Linked DNA regions of Homo sapiens: region 1 is linked to region 2. A link is a contact called in ENCODE Hi-C data. All regions are on one chromosome and are shown on one strand. The core of a region is the stretch at or near the end of the contact, and the rest is flanking DNA. Distances in the headings are between cores, read along the strand shown. Region 1 has its middle 140 kb from the start of MMUT. Region 2 has its middle 640 kb from the start of MMUT.

The links. A loop is a pair of places that touch in the nucleus more often than their neighbours do. Pooled maps may share reads with other maps.
Region 1: a map of PC-9 shows a loop between it and region 2 (18-fold over the local background). The contact joins two enhancer-like sites. A Hi-C loop is called at or near these places in 5 of 168 maps with a recorded cell type or tissue (MCF 10A, PC-3, PC-9 and 2 more) and 6 of 50 pooled maps.

What each region holds. Positions count from the first base shown.
Region 1 is chr6:49,320,442-49,327,630 of GRCh38, reverse strand. No RefSeq gene overlaps it. Among named protein-coding and RNA genes, the nearest start is that of MMUT, 140 kb to the left of the region's middle. Within about 2 kb of position 1,575, at least 3 of the 41 ENCODE cell types and tissues checked have a DNase peak (open chromatin) inside an H3K27ac peak, as active enhancers do; they include PC-3, PC-9 and endothelial cell of umbilical vein, where a contact is called at or near this core.
Region 2 is chr6:48,822,051-48,828,796 of GRCh38, reverse strand. No RefSeq gene overlaps it. Among named protein-coding and RNA genes, the nearest start is that of MMUT, 640 kb to the left of the region's middle. RefSeq lists an enhancer at 825-2,024. Within about 2 kb of position 1,741, at least 10 of the 41 ENCODE cell types and tissues checked have a DNase peak (open chromatin) inside an H3K27ac peak, as active enhancers do; they include PC-3, PC-9 and endothelial cell of umbilical vein, where a contact is called at or near this core.

The sequences.
Region 1 (7,189 bases), core at 326-2,825, 500 kb before region 2:
TCTCTGTATTCTCCAATCTCTCCAGAGTCTGGGGTTTGCCCTGTTACTTCAATTCTCTGATGCATCTGAGAAAATTTGTTGATTTCAAGTTTGTTCAGCCTTTTTCTTATTGTAATAATGGGAGTGACAACTTTGAAACTGTTTACATGTTGGAGCTGAAAATGAAAGTCCCTCTGATAACCAGATAGGGCCACCTAAAATCATGCTCATTAGGCAGAGCAAGCTGGTCTAGGCACTGCAAAACATATCAACTCAGGTGAGTTGGTTAAAATGAGTGAAGGATGAAATAAAATCTATCAATTCACCTCCTAGTGCAGAGACTTGCAAAAAACTCATAAAAAATATGGGATGATTTCTTACAGTCCTAAGCAAAAGACATAGTCATACGATAGTTCTATCTTTTGTGTTTCTGTAGCACTTTCACTTTACATATTTTATGATTCATATTGTGTTATAGTTGGCTCATTATATGTAAGCTTTTTGAAAGACTTCAAACTAGCATGAACAAGACCACTATTAGAAGAGATTACAACTGATAAACAATATTGTGGAAACAAATACACAGTGTGTGATTGAGAGTATAGCCAAAACTATCTGCATTTTAAGTTTTTTACTTTTATATGACCATCAAATATTTAGCCCATAATAATGTGGATCCAACCCCACCAATTCTCATAAAGTACTTTTACAAAGGCCTCTACAAGTTAATTTTTCTTCTTCTAAGTTTCACCACTTAACCAAACTATAAGCTAATCACCTGTATGACTATCTCTATTCTCACTAGATAGGAGGCTTTTTGAAAGCAGGAGTGATGTTATGAGCCTGTTGTATTGCTGGCATCTAGCACAATGTCTAACACATAGTAGGTTTTAATAAATACTTTATAAGTGAATTAATGAATGAAGGTCACTAATACCAGAACTACAATGTTCTATACATACACAAAAAAAGGGCTGACCTTATCAGTAAAGCACCACGAACATATTGTGAAACCTTTCTCCTTTTAAGGACAAACTCATTATTCTCTATTTATAGCATGCACAAGGAAGCTGACAAAATCAGGAAGAAGTAAGAAAGCATGCATCATGAACATTGGAATGTGAGACATTTCCTCCTGTATTAATCATATTTTCAGATTCTGTGTTGACTATTTGACATCTATTATTCCTAACCTCTCCATAAGCCTGCTGGATCACAGGGCCAAACTAACAACCAATATTGTTTACATCTTTACCGCAAGTTAGCTTTCATGGACATGCAGAAGTTGTATTACAATCCTCCCAACCACTAACCCTGACCTGCCTGTTTCCTCTTAGTTCCCAGTAGGGAACATTTCCACCTAGTTACTTTATTCCACGATTGTCATACAAGTATAGTCCCAGTTCCTCTGTTTGTCTGCTTTCCTACCCATGCATATGACAGACTTTGGGTAGCCTGTATGGTATGCTATGCCTCTCATTACCAGGGGAAATGGTGAGTATTAAAAACTTTCTTTCAATGGCATTTACTTCTTTGTGTCATCACTCAGTTACATGTATAAGTTAAGAAGTTGACACAATATAACCTCTCATCATCAGGGTGTGTTATGAAGTAATCTCACTTCCTTTAGCACTGAGATTTTCCTCTGCTTTCTGCTATTGTCCCCATAGGAGATTGATATGGTTTGGACTTGTGTCTCCACCCAAATCTCTTCTCAAATTGTAATCCCCAAGTGTTGAGGGAGGGACCTGGTGAGAGGTGATTGGATCATGGGGGTGGTTTCCCCCATGCTGTTCTCATGATAATGAGTGAGTTCTCTCGTGATTTGATGTTTTGAAAGTGTGACACCTGTGCCCCTGCCCCACCTGCCATCATGTAAGATGTGTCTTGCTTCCCCTTTGCCTTCTGCTATGATTTTAAGTTTCCTGAGGCCTCCCCAGCCATGCAGAACTGTGAGTCAATTAAACCTCTCTTTTTTTTTTAAATAAATTACCCAGTCTCAGGTAGTTCTTTATAGCAGTGTGAAAATGAACTAATACAGAGATATTCAGAACTGTAAGCATAATTATCAACTTCAAATGTGGAGTGCAGTTTCTTAGCCACTCTCCTTCTTTTTCCCTGCAGCCTACCCCAAATTGTAGATCATAAGTAGCTGGGCTGCAAAACTGTCTTAATAAACTTGGATTACTCCAAAAGTTTTGAATTAAAATGTTAGCACTTATTATATATTGATTAATTTAGCTTTCTAAGTGTTCTGAAAGAATACTGGGCATAAAATGTAATTGCTTTAGTTAATAGCTATTTGATTGGATGTTGAGTGTCATTTGATCGTTTACCCTTAAAGTCTTTCAAACTTTAAACTGAAATTGAAAAATGTCTGGTGGGATTAAAGTATGTGAGTAACTTTAAAATAAAAAATAAAAATAATCTGGTGAAAACCATAAGAAAATAGAGAAAGAGGGAAGAAATAGAGGAGACAGAAATCTTAAATGTAATTTTGTTTTTTCTGTAGTCATATTACATTTATGTATTAAACTTATGTTTTGCTGAATTTCTTAAATCCTTGTGTCAGTGTCTTTCATCTGCTTTTGGAAACTCTTGGCCATTTTATCTTAAATATTGTGTTTGCTTCATTCTCTTTTTCCTCTCATTCTGAAACTCCAATTATAGGTATGCTAGATCTTTTCTCTTTATTTCACATATTGCTTACATTACTTTATGTGTTATTCATTTTTGTACTTCTGTCTTTTAACACTTTTTAATTATTAATTTTTGGTAACACCAATCTTTCTTATATCTAATGTGCTATTAATCTCACCCACTGGTTTGTTAAATCAATATATTTTTAAAATCAGCTTTAGAATGTCTACTTCTTTTTTCTTATAGATTTCAATCCTCTTACATTGTCCATTTTTTGTCTATTTTCTCTATATTTGTCTCTATATTCTTGGCGTTACCAATCATAATTAAAGTCCTTGACTGCTAGTGCCAATACATGAATCACTTTTATATATGGTGTATATCTGGTATTTTCTAAATCATGAGTGGTAATTTTTTCCTCATTTATTTATTTTTTATTTCAATAGCTTTTGGGGGGTACAGGTGGTTTTTGGTTAGACAAATAAGTTCTTAGTGGTGATTTCTGAGATTTTTGTGTACCCAGAGCACCCGAGCAGAGTACACTGTACCCAATATGTAGTCTTTTGTCTCTCGCCCCCCCCCCATTTCCCCCTGAGTTCCCAAAGTCCATTATATCATTATTACGACTTCACATCCTCATAGCTTAGCTCTCACCTATAACTGAGAACATACAATATTTGGTTTCCATTCCTGAGTTATTTCACTTAGAATATTGGCCTCTAGTTTCATCTAAGTACCTGCAAAAGGCATTATTTTGTTTATTTTTATGGCTGAGTAGTATTCTATAGGGTGTATATACCACATTTTCTTTAACTACATGTTGATTGATGAAGACTTAGGTTGGTTCCATATTTTTGCAATTGCAAGTTGTGCTGCTATAAACATGTGTGTATGTGTCTTTTATAGAATGACTTCTTTTCCTTTGGGTAGATACCCAGCAGTGGACGTTCTACTTTGAAAGGTTGATCTACTTTTACTTCTTTAAGGAATAGTCATACTGTTTTCCATAGTGGTTGTACTAATTTACATTCCCACCAGCAGTGTAAAAGTGTTGCATTTTTACCACATGCATGCCAACATCTATTTTTTTTTGATTTTCTAATTATGGTCATTCTTGCAAGAGTAAGGTGGTATCACATTGTGGTTTTGATTTGCATTCCCCTGATAATAAGTTATATGGAGCATTTTTTTCATATTTTTTTTTGGCCATTTGTATACCTTCCTTTGAGAAATGTCTATTCATGCTCTTTGGCTGGGTGGTAATTTTTGATTGAATGCTGAACAACAAGTATAAAATACTGTAGTGAATCTAGATAGTATCTTCTACCAGGGAGGATTCACTATCCTTCTGGCAGAAAGAAGGGAGGTTGACCACCTTAATTCAATCAGGGGCTGGCTTGAATTAAAGCAGGATTGTGGTTATAGTAAGACTCAATCTATGTTTGTTTCATTCCATGCTCTCAAAGCATAGCCCTCCACAGGATCCAACTGATAATGTGGTATGGTAACTAGGGCTCATTTCCCTGGAAAGTCTTGTTTTAGTCCTGTGGGATTGTAGAAGCTTCCATTCTGCTTTTCAGAGGTGTTCAAGCTCAATTCTTTAATTCTTGTTCTGCATAGTTTAAACATTCACCAGATTTCTCAAGAAGCCTGTCATGTCTTCAGATCTGTCAATTCTGCAGTTAAGTCACTCTGGCTCCACATGACCACCAAAGCTTTGTTGGGTTTTATGTCCCCTACACACAGTTCTATTCCTAGCAAAGTCTGAATCTCAGATTCCAGCCCATTCTCAGAACTGGCAAACGCCTGCCCACAGGGAAAAGGTAACTGTTCCTAAGATAATTTCTTTAAAGCTTTTCTTTTCTGTAATTTTAGATCCTCCATTACTCACTGCTTCTGTTGCTCAATGGTGCCTTGAAATTAAGGACCTCTTAAAATGTACTTGGATTTATTTGCAGGTACAATTAAGACTCTTTCCAAGAGTGTTAGTTTGTCACAAACTACTTCATCCCACTTTGAAGTGGAAGGTCTGTGGGTCATATTATTTCAATCAACACCTTTATTAAAAATGTTCTCAATATTGTTTGTTCTGCAGTAATAACATTGTGAATGTAATAAAATTAATATAGTGTGTTAGTAATCTATTTAGGTTGAATAAAGTATGGATTATAATCAAATTGAAACATTTCTCTTTTAAAACAAAACTATTAAGAAACTGACATCATAGAGTGTACCTAAATAATCATAGACATAACCTCCTGATTTTGCAAATGAGAGTTTTGAGGCCTGGAACAATGCATTTTATTTACTCACTTTTTTTCTCCTACCAATGTTTAGGATGATTTTATGCTATAAAAAGTACCAGTTGCTGAGGTTATAAAAATGACAAGATAAAATCTCTACCCTGAAGTGAAAACCTTAACTTTGGTAGGGATATAAATGGTAAATAAACATGCCCAGAGCAACATAGTTACTAAAATATAAATGTCCTAGAATTATATTTGAGCATATTAGAGGTACTAACTGACTAGAGGATTCTAATAGAGTGTCATGGAATATTTCAACTGGTTCTTAGTGACTAAGATTTTATTTTGAAAAGGAAAGTAAAAGGGCATTTTAAGTGGGGGATGCCATGAGGGTCACAGATATGAAACAGCATGGAGTTTGCATTTTAGAGTGCATGATGGGTTGGTGGTAATATGTCACAGGGGTATACAAATGGAAAATCAGGGCTCATATTGTTAACGGTCCTATACACCATACATAGGAATCTGGACTTTTACTGTGGTGTCAGGGGAAACTATTAAAATGTTTCTGTAGGTGAAGCTTGATTAGAGTCAGGGTGGAAAAAAGCAAGGTTAAGTGGTTTGTATATTATTTCATAGGGAGCAGAGTTAAAATCTTGATTTAAATCCAATATTCTTATCTTTACAACAAGCTATTTATAATGAGTAAATTATACATGTGGAATGATAATAATATTTATTATAGATTTACCATATGTTAAGGGCTAAGTGTTTTATTTTTATCTTAGCTAATCATCACCAGAGGCGATGGGATAAGGAAGACTTCTATCCAGAATGACTCCTTGATTGGAAGTAAAAACAGCACTCTTGAAAGAGCCACTGTGCTTTGATCTTTGGTCCAGCCCTTGTAGATGTGTCCGCAGCTCCTATTTGCCTGGACACTGGAAGAGTCAATAAAAAGAACTGTACATTTATCATTTAAGAAACTAAGAGGTCATTTTTTGGACTTGTGACAAAACCCATTATACTGTCAAGACCACTCAGCTAGAATAAAGTAGGTGATAAGGAAAGAAAAATGGCACATGGGCAAACTTTTTGAATAAATCACATGAATGTCTTGGAAAAGTCATTACATAAACAAAAACCATGCCAATGTCAGTCCACATCATGGTGGAGCTATCAGAGAGCAACAGACCTTAGGGTACGGAGATGCAGGGAAAGGATGTCCGCCTCCCCAGCAACAGTGGAAGATTTTAACATCAACCCAGGAGATTGGCTGCTCCATCTTGAGTCTCTGCCCGGGGTAGGAGGGCTTCTGCAGGGTGAAATGAGGACTTTGTTTCTATTGATTTCTGTACTGGGTATCCAGAACCTCAAATTACTATTAACAAGATTCATGTCATTACAGTCATAATTTCCAAAGTTGCAGTGGAAATGAGGAAGACATAAGACAGATGAATTTGTTTAGGTGAGAAAATCACAAATTATCCTTCAAAAAATAGGAAACAATATGAAACCATTATTAAATGCAACAAATATGACTCTTGCTCATTGATACTAATGCCTTTTGAAATCTTGTAATGAGAAATAACTTAGAAGTAAAATCACTTTTAACAGAATTAATGATTAAAGCTGTAGGTACCAGCAAAGGGTTTTGTTACAAATAGTCTGGAATGTATGATGGTATCCTCTGGTGTGTATTTCTTCTGTGGATCTAAAGGCATAACCATGTCAGTAAAGGCTTCAACTAAAGCACTCAAATTCATTGGCTCATATATTGCATTACTGTTAAATTCCTAGGCAATAAAAATGATCAATTCTGTCCCTTTGCAATATTTAATTGACAGAAGAATTGTGAGTTTTTGTAGAATGCTTATCTGTTTTATGTCAGATTTTCAGATGTGTGCATTTAAAATGGATACTGCCCAATAACAGAAAAATTCTTTCTCCTTAGAGGAAAGATAACAGAGCTCTCTAAATGTTCACAGCCTTTCTCCAGGTTTCTTCTGTTTTTATGGACTAGTTGTCAGTGCAGTAGGCCAGTCCAATTCTGTTTATTTACCATTTTCCTACAGGCAGGTGGTAATCAGGGCCAATCTACCTATATCTCCAAAAACTGTTCCGATTATCTCCAACTCCCAAAGGAATAGAAATAAGCCACTCTGAAGTCTTGAGGATTTTACATAGTTGACCTATCATGTTTCTACTGATAGAGCTAGTGAACAAGACTTTGAGGTGCTGCCTTGTTAGAACTTTGGGGATATCACACTGAATGGCTAATATAATTCAGCTTGGAAAAATTATCCTTAACACATAAGTTTATG
Region 2 (6,746 bases), core at 492-2,991:
AAGATACCTTGCTGAGCATCAGAAGACAAAGATTTAAGGACTAACTTCTGAGAACACTTGTACCATCAACAGCTCTGTGTTTTGAGTGTACCCAGCTCACTTGGTGTTCCAATACCAGAGCAACAGGGTGGCCAGCAACAGTGTCCTAATCATAAATAAACAAGAGCCAGATGTGGATGTTTACAGTGAGCCTTTCACGGGAGGCCTTTTTTTTTTTTTTTTTTTTACCTGGTAGAAGGCTTAATGCCTAGTTGTCCTGCCTGAGATAGAGAGCCCCTCACACGGAAAACTTGTTTATACTGGCAGATGCCATTGTGGCTCTTCTCTGACCCCTGATCAGTTTATTCCTGTCTGAGCATCATTCTGGTAATGGGAGAGCTCACCTTGTACACCGCTTTGAACTAAACTCTGATTTTTTGTCTTGCCCAAATTCCTATTTAGGAGTCCTGGGGAGTCATGCCCTACAAATCATAAATTCTTATCAGATGGGTTTTATTTAGTCCTATATATCGTGACTTACTTTCCAACCTGACTCTGGCATAACATTATGAGACAAGGAAGAAATCAAATTATTTTGCCCCAAAAGATGTTTATTTGACATATTTTGAAATGATCCAGCAAAGCTGTTCTTTGTGGGGGGAAAATTTTCATCTGTAGAGAATCTTCATTAACATAGCTAGATCTTTTCCTGCTAGACCTTCCCAATCCTAAACAGATTAATTAAGATCTGAATAGAAAACATTTGTCATCTATTGTCTCTAAGGGCAGCCATTATAAGACTTCAAAAGAACTTTGGTCTCTACAACCTTTTATCTTAACTTGAACATCCCCTTCCTATCAATCCAAGGTCTTTAGACAAACTCAGCCAATTGTCAATCAAAAATGTTTAAATTCACCTATAGCCTGGAAGCCCCCATGCTTTGAGTTGTCCTGCCTTTTTGTACCAAACCAATGTATTTATTAACTGTATTTGATTGATGTATCATGCCTCTCCAAAATGTATAAAACCGAGCTGCGCCCCAACCACCTGGGGCACACGTTCTCATGACCTCCTGAGAGGTTACTCATATTTGGCTCAGAATAAATCTCTTCAAGTATTTTACAAAGTTTGACTCTTCTCGTTCAAACCGCCCCCCAAAGCCCCACCCCACTGTTCCAGGAAAAACCTGGCCTGGGGCTGCCTCCTAAAGAACTAGGGTGTAGTGAAGACTCAGTCACAACTTGAGTCATCTCTCCTCCCTGGCAGAATGGGCTCCCTTTTTGCCTATCCTTCCTGTGAGGAACCATCAAGGCATTTGCCTGCACTGACTTAAAGTTCTTATCTGTGGCTTGAGTCATTTGGGTGTGGCATAGAACTAGAAACTGTGTCGATGGTGACTGAGCCCTGGTATGAGAAAGTAAAACGTGTATTCAAAATGAATGCCCAGGCAACATACAATTTTAAGAATTCTTTACACCCTGAAATTCCATTTCCTCATCTCTTAGGTTCTTGATTTGCTGGAGAGTATTCCTATTAGGATAAAAGAATATAAGGAATAAGATGCTTTCTTTATAAACTACAAGATCTGATAGAGTGTCAGCTGTACCTTGTGGTGCTGTGCAATAAAATGGCTTATGATGTCTGAGTCAGAGCTTCTCAGTTATAGCTCATGGAGGCCTCTGGGAAAAAATGACTTATTAACGCTGAATCATTCTTTTGTCGTTTCTTAAATAACAGGGTAAATTTAGCAATTATTTGTAGTCATGACACATTCTGATTCTAACTGGAGCAAAGATTTTGAAACTTTAAACCAAATGGAACTGAGCATCATCCATCCATTCCACAGACCTGTCTGGAATAATTTTAACCAGGAATCTTAGTGCCCTCCTCCAGCAGCTCTTCCCCAGAGAGTCATAAAGTGATTTTAAAATTTTTATCTGTGATTTACTAGCCATTCCCAGAGGACAAGCCTGCTGATAAGAAAAAAAAAAAAAACAAAACTATTTGGCTTGCTTTTTCTTATTTCTTCACTTTTAATCCATCTGAATGTTCTCTGTATAGCTTGGGTTATTTATCAAAACCCAAAGCACTATGCTTAGAAATAGTATCTTAGAATAACAGCTAAAGTTATCCTTAGGATTAAAAAACAGAATAAATGAGATTTATTTTTATGAGAATCATAAAGTTAGAAGAAATTGGAAGTCTTGTCCTTAAAAATAATCAGAAAAGTAACAAAAAAGAAAAAATCTTATATCACAAGGAAGGAATTTTGTTGTTAATAAAAATGACTTTTAAAGGGGAGAAAGTGAAGTGTTAACATAAGACTGGGCTGTAAGGAATTCCTGATAATGTACTACAGCTTTGCAACATTTAATTCCCACAGACTGTCAGAAAGCTGATTAACTGTAATCAGGAATATGATGTTTGCCACATATTATAGGACCTTTTCGTTAGTGTGTTTTATTTGAGAAATTAAATATGTATTTGACCACTGCTTACATAAACAAACTCAAAAAGAAATTTCTCAAATATCCATCATAGCAAGCATTTTTCATACTACAGTCATACTTTATCTAAACAATCGTTTACTTAGATTTATCCTGGTCTTTCACTTTCTCTGAATTTACACAATGTCAGGAAAAAGTTTTGATACACAATTACCTTGAACCAAGTTATTTTATTTTTTAAAAAATAGCCCTATTACAATATAATTCACATGCCATGTAATTCACCCACTTGAAGTGTATAATTCACTGGTTTTTAATGTATTTACAAAATTGTGCAACAGTCACAACAATAAGCATTTCCATCACCCCGTAAGGAAATCCTGAAACCATCATCAGCCACTCCCCATTTCCCACCAGCCTTAGGTAAAGATCAGTTTACTTTCTGTTTCTATAGATTTGCCTGTTCCGGACATTTCATATAAATGGAATCATACAATTATGGTCTTTTGTGACAGGCTCCTGTAAATTAGCATGTTTTTAAAGGTTTGTCTATGTTGTATCACTATAAGTATTTCATTTATTTTTATTGCTGAATAACATGCCGTTGTATGGTTATACCACATTTTGTTTCATTTGATGAAACATTTTGGTTGTTTCCTCTTGAGGGCTAATATAAATAAATACTGCTATTTTAGAACTGATCTGTCCTCTTAATGTTAAAATTGAGCAAGTCAACCTGGCTTATAATATGAATCACTCCCTGTGACAAAACACACTTACTCTTTAAGGAGTCCAGGACTCCTTAAAATTTGGATTTGAAAGATCAAATTGGGGCCAGGTGCAGTAGTTCATGCCTATAATCCCAGCATTTTGGGAGGCCGAGGCGGGCAGATCACCTGAGGTCAGGAGTTCGAGACCAGCCTGGCCAAAACGGTCAAACCCCATCTCTACTAAAAATACAAAAATTAGCCTGGCATGGTGGCAGGCGCCTGTAATCCTAGCTACTCAGGAGGCTGAGGCAGGAGAATTGCTTGAACCTGGGAGGCGGAGGTTGCAGTGAGCTGAGATTGCACCATTACACTCCAGCCTGGCGGAGAAGAGCGAGACTTCATCTCAAAAAAAGAGAAAGATCAAATGGGGATGCTCTGTAAATTACTATACTTTACAAATAATCGGTGTCCCTTGAGAGCATTGTAGTGCTTGAAGTTTAGAAAAAGCTGTTTTTTCATTTGCAAAGAGATCTACCTTTCAGGAGTATCCATATACTGAAGATAAATGTAGGAGTTTAGGGGCTTTGATATTTTTTATGAAAATAGAAAAGAATCCCCAAAACAATAGTGATAGCCTACCACCTCACACATCCGTCATATGGACCACAATTTTTAACATACATGGAAAGACAGGAAGCATTATTGAACACATAAAATGAGAGCAGATCCCAAGCTAACTAGGGCAGTAGAAAAATATTCTTTCGCAGCATTCATCAGTTAACTTACTAATTAGCATTATAATTATTCTGAAGACTAGGAACATTTCCCCTGGAAGGTTCCTTTTTTTTTTTTTTTGAGACAGAGTTTCACTCTTGTTGTCCAGGCTTGGGTGCAATGGCGCGATCTTGGCTCACTGCAACCTCCGCCTCCTGGATTCAAGCAATTCCCTTGCCTTAGCCTCCTGAGTAGCTGGGATTACAGGCATGCACCACCACGCCCACCAATTTTGTATTTCTAGTAGAGATGGGGTTTCACCATGTTGATCAGGCTGGTCTCGAACTCCCGACCTCAGGTGATCTGCACCCCCGCCCCCCGCCCGGCTTCCCAACGTGCTGAGATTACAGACGTGAGCTACCGCGCCCAGACTGGGAGGTTCCTTTTAATCAGGAGTGGCAAGAGGTACCCAGCTGACTTAAGGATACCTAAAAGAATATCTTTATGGTAGAACTACTATCAATAGTTAACTTGGAGTTAAGGAAAATTCAATATTCTTGCTTTTTACTTAGTAAATGTATCTTAAGCCTTTGTCTTGTTCTCATCACCTTAATTTCCAGTATTCCCTCTTTCATATATGGACCTCAGTGTTCACAAAAGATATTTTACCCATGTATTAGCACTCTAGACAGGAAAAGAAAAATGAGAAGTGATTTTATTTTTATTTTTATTTTTTCTGAGACGGAGTCTCGCTCGGTAGCCCAGTCTGGAGTGCAGTGGCATGATCTCGGCTCACTACAACCTCTGCCTCCTAGGTTCAAGCAATTCTTCCTCCGCCTCCCGAGTAGCTGGGACTACAGGCAGGTGCCACCACGCCCGGCTAATTTTTTGTATTTTTAGTAGAGATAGGGTTTCACTGTGTTAGCCAGCATGGTCTTGACCTACTGACCTCGTGATCCACCTGCCTCAGCCTCCCAAAGTGCTGGGATTACAGGAATGAGCCACTGCGCCAGGACAATTATTTAATCAATTAAAAGAATGATATTTCCAGCCAAACAAAGAGAAAACCAGTGTACAAAAATGCCTGTCTTCTGTTTTTGAATGAGTATTCAAACCCTAGCAAGCTCTCTTATAGTTTTAGTCTCGAACAAGTTTGAGATGAGTCAAGAAGCAGCCAATGAGCTTATACAGATTTCTAATATTCAAGACTTTTAAAATTGGAAATGCCTCAATAAAGGGAGGTGTTACATGCTCCATGAAAGGAATCCATAATTGAATAATTAAGCTGACTGATTCGGCTGTTCTGAGAGCAGTACCTATTATCAGTAGGAAGAAATATTTTATAACTCTAGGAGAGGAGGTCTGTATGAAAAATTGATAGGCAATATCAACTCTTTAAAGAACTGAATTTATTTTTGGCTTCTTAAGTAGTAAACTAAAGCCTTCTTAAAATTCATCTTAAGTGATTCTAATTATTCTTTTATGTTGTTATTTTCTGTTTTTAATGAACTCTTCTTTCAGTTGTATATTTCCTTTTTTCCAGATTTTTGCTTTTCAAATGTACAGAAAATTTCAAAGAATGCTTCAATAAACACCCACATGCTCTGTACTTAGATTGACCACTTAATATTTTGCCACATTCACTTTATTTCTGTCTGAGTATATGGGAGGTGATAACTCTATACATAGCTAGATAGATAAGATACATAAACAATAGATGTAGTCACACTGTCTAGACTAACACATAGATAAATGATAGGTTGGTAAATCGATGGATAGATTGATTTACATAGGTCTTTATGGAACTATTTGAAAGTGGCACACATTATAACACTGTTAAAAAATAGCATTTATTTCCTTAAATCAAGTAAATTATTTTACAAAACTTTAATAAAATTATCACACTCAAGAAATCTATTGCCTATCCCATTATGGTTGCCAGAAAATTTACTATTGCTGTATTGCGTCCAGAGTAGGTTCCTTCCGGTGGGTTCGTGGTCTCGCTGGAGCCATGGACCTCCACAGTGAGTGTTACAGCTCTTAAAAGATGGCACAAACCCAAAGAGTCAGTAGCAGCAAGATTTATTGTGAAGAGCAGAACAAAGCTTCCACATCATGGAAGGGGACCCTACAGGGTTGCCACTGCTGGCTGCAGTGGCCAGCGTTTATTCCCTTATTTGACCCTGCCAAAGTCCTGCTGATTGGTCCATCTTACAGAGTGCTGATTGGTCCATTTTACAGAGCACTGATTGGTCCATTTTACAGAGTGCTGATTGGTCCATTTTATAAACCTCTAGCTAGCCACAGAGCGCTGATTGGTGTGTTTTACAATCCTAGCTACAGAGTGCTGATTGGTGCATTTTACATTCCTCTTGTAAGACAAAAAACTTCTCTGAGTCCCCTCCCCACCCACCCAGAAGTCTAACTGGCTTCAGCTCTCAATATTATTATATAATATTCTGTCCCCATTTAAATTTCTACAATTTTCCCAAACGCATTCTTGATTATTGTTTTCTTTGATCCATGAGATAATCATATTTTATGGGTAAAATGTAGTTGTTTTGCCTTTTTAATTTTCTTTAATCTAGAACATTGTCACCATCTTCCTTTGTCTTTAGTATCATTGAATGACATTTTTGAAGAGTTTAGATAACTTTTGTTTATTTGTTTTTCAAAAGTCTCTTAATTTATTTTTTTATTTTCCTCATGATTTTGTACAGATTAAATATCTTTGGCAAGAATAGTATATAGGTGATGTTTCCTCCCTTTTTTAAATTAAAGATTGTTTCATAATCTTCTCCCACTTCAAGGCACTCATAGTTGTTGGCATCTATGTACATAAATGTTCTTGGCATCCTTCTTTTTTACTTTCTTGACCCTTATCGTTTTTCCATG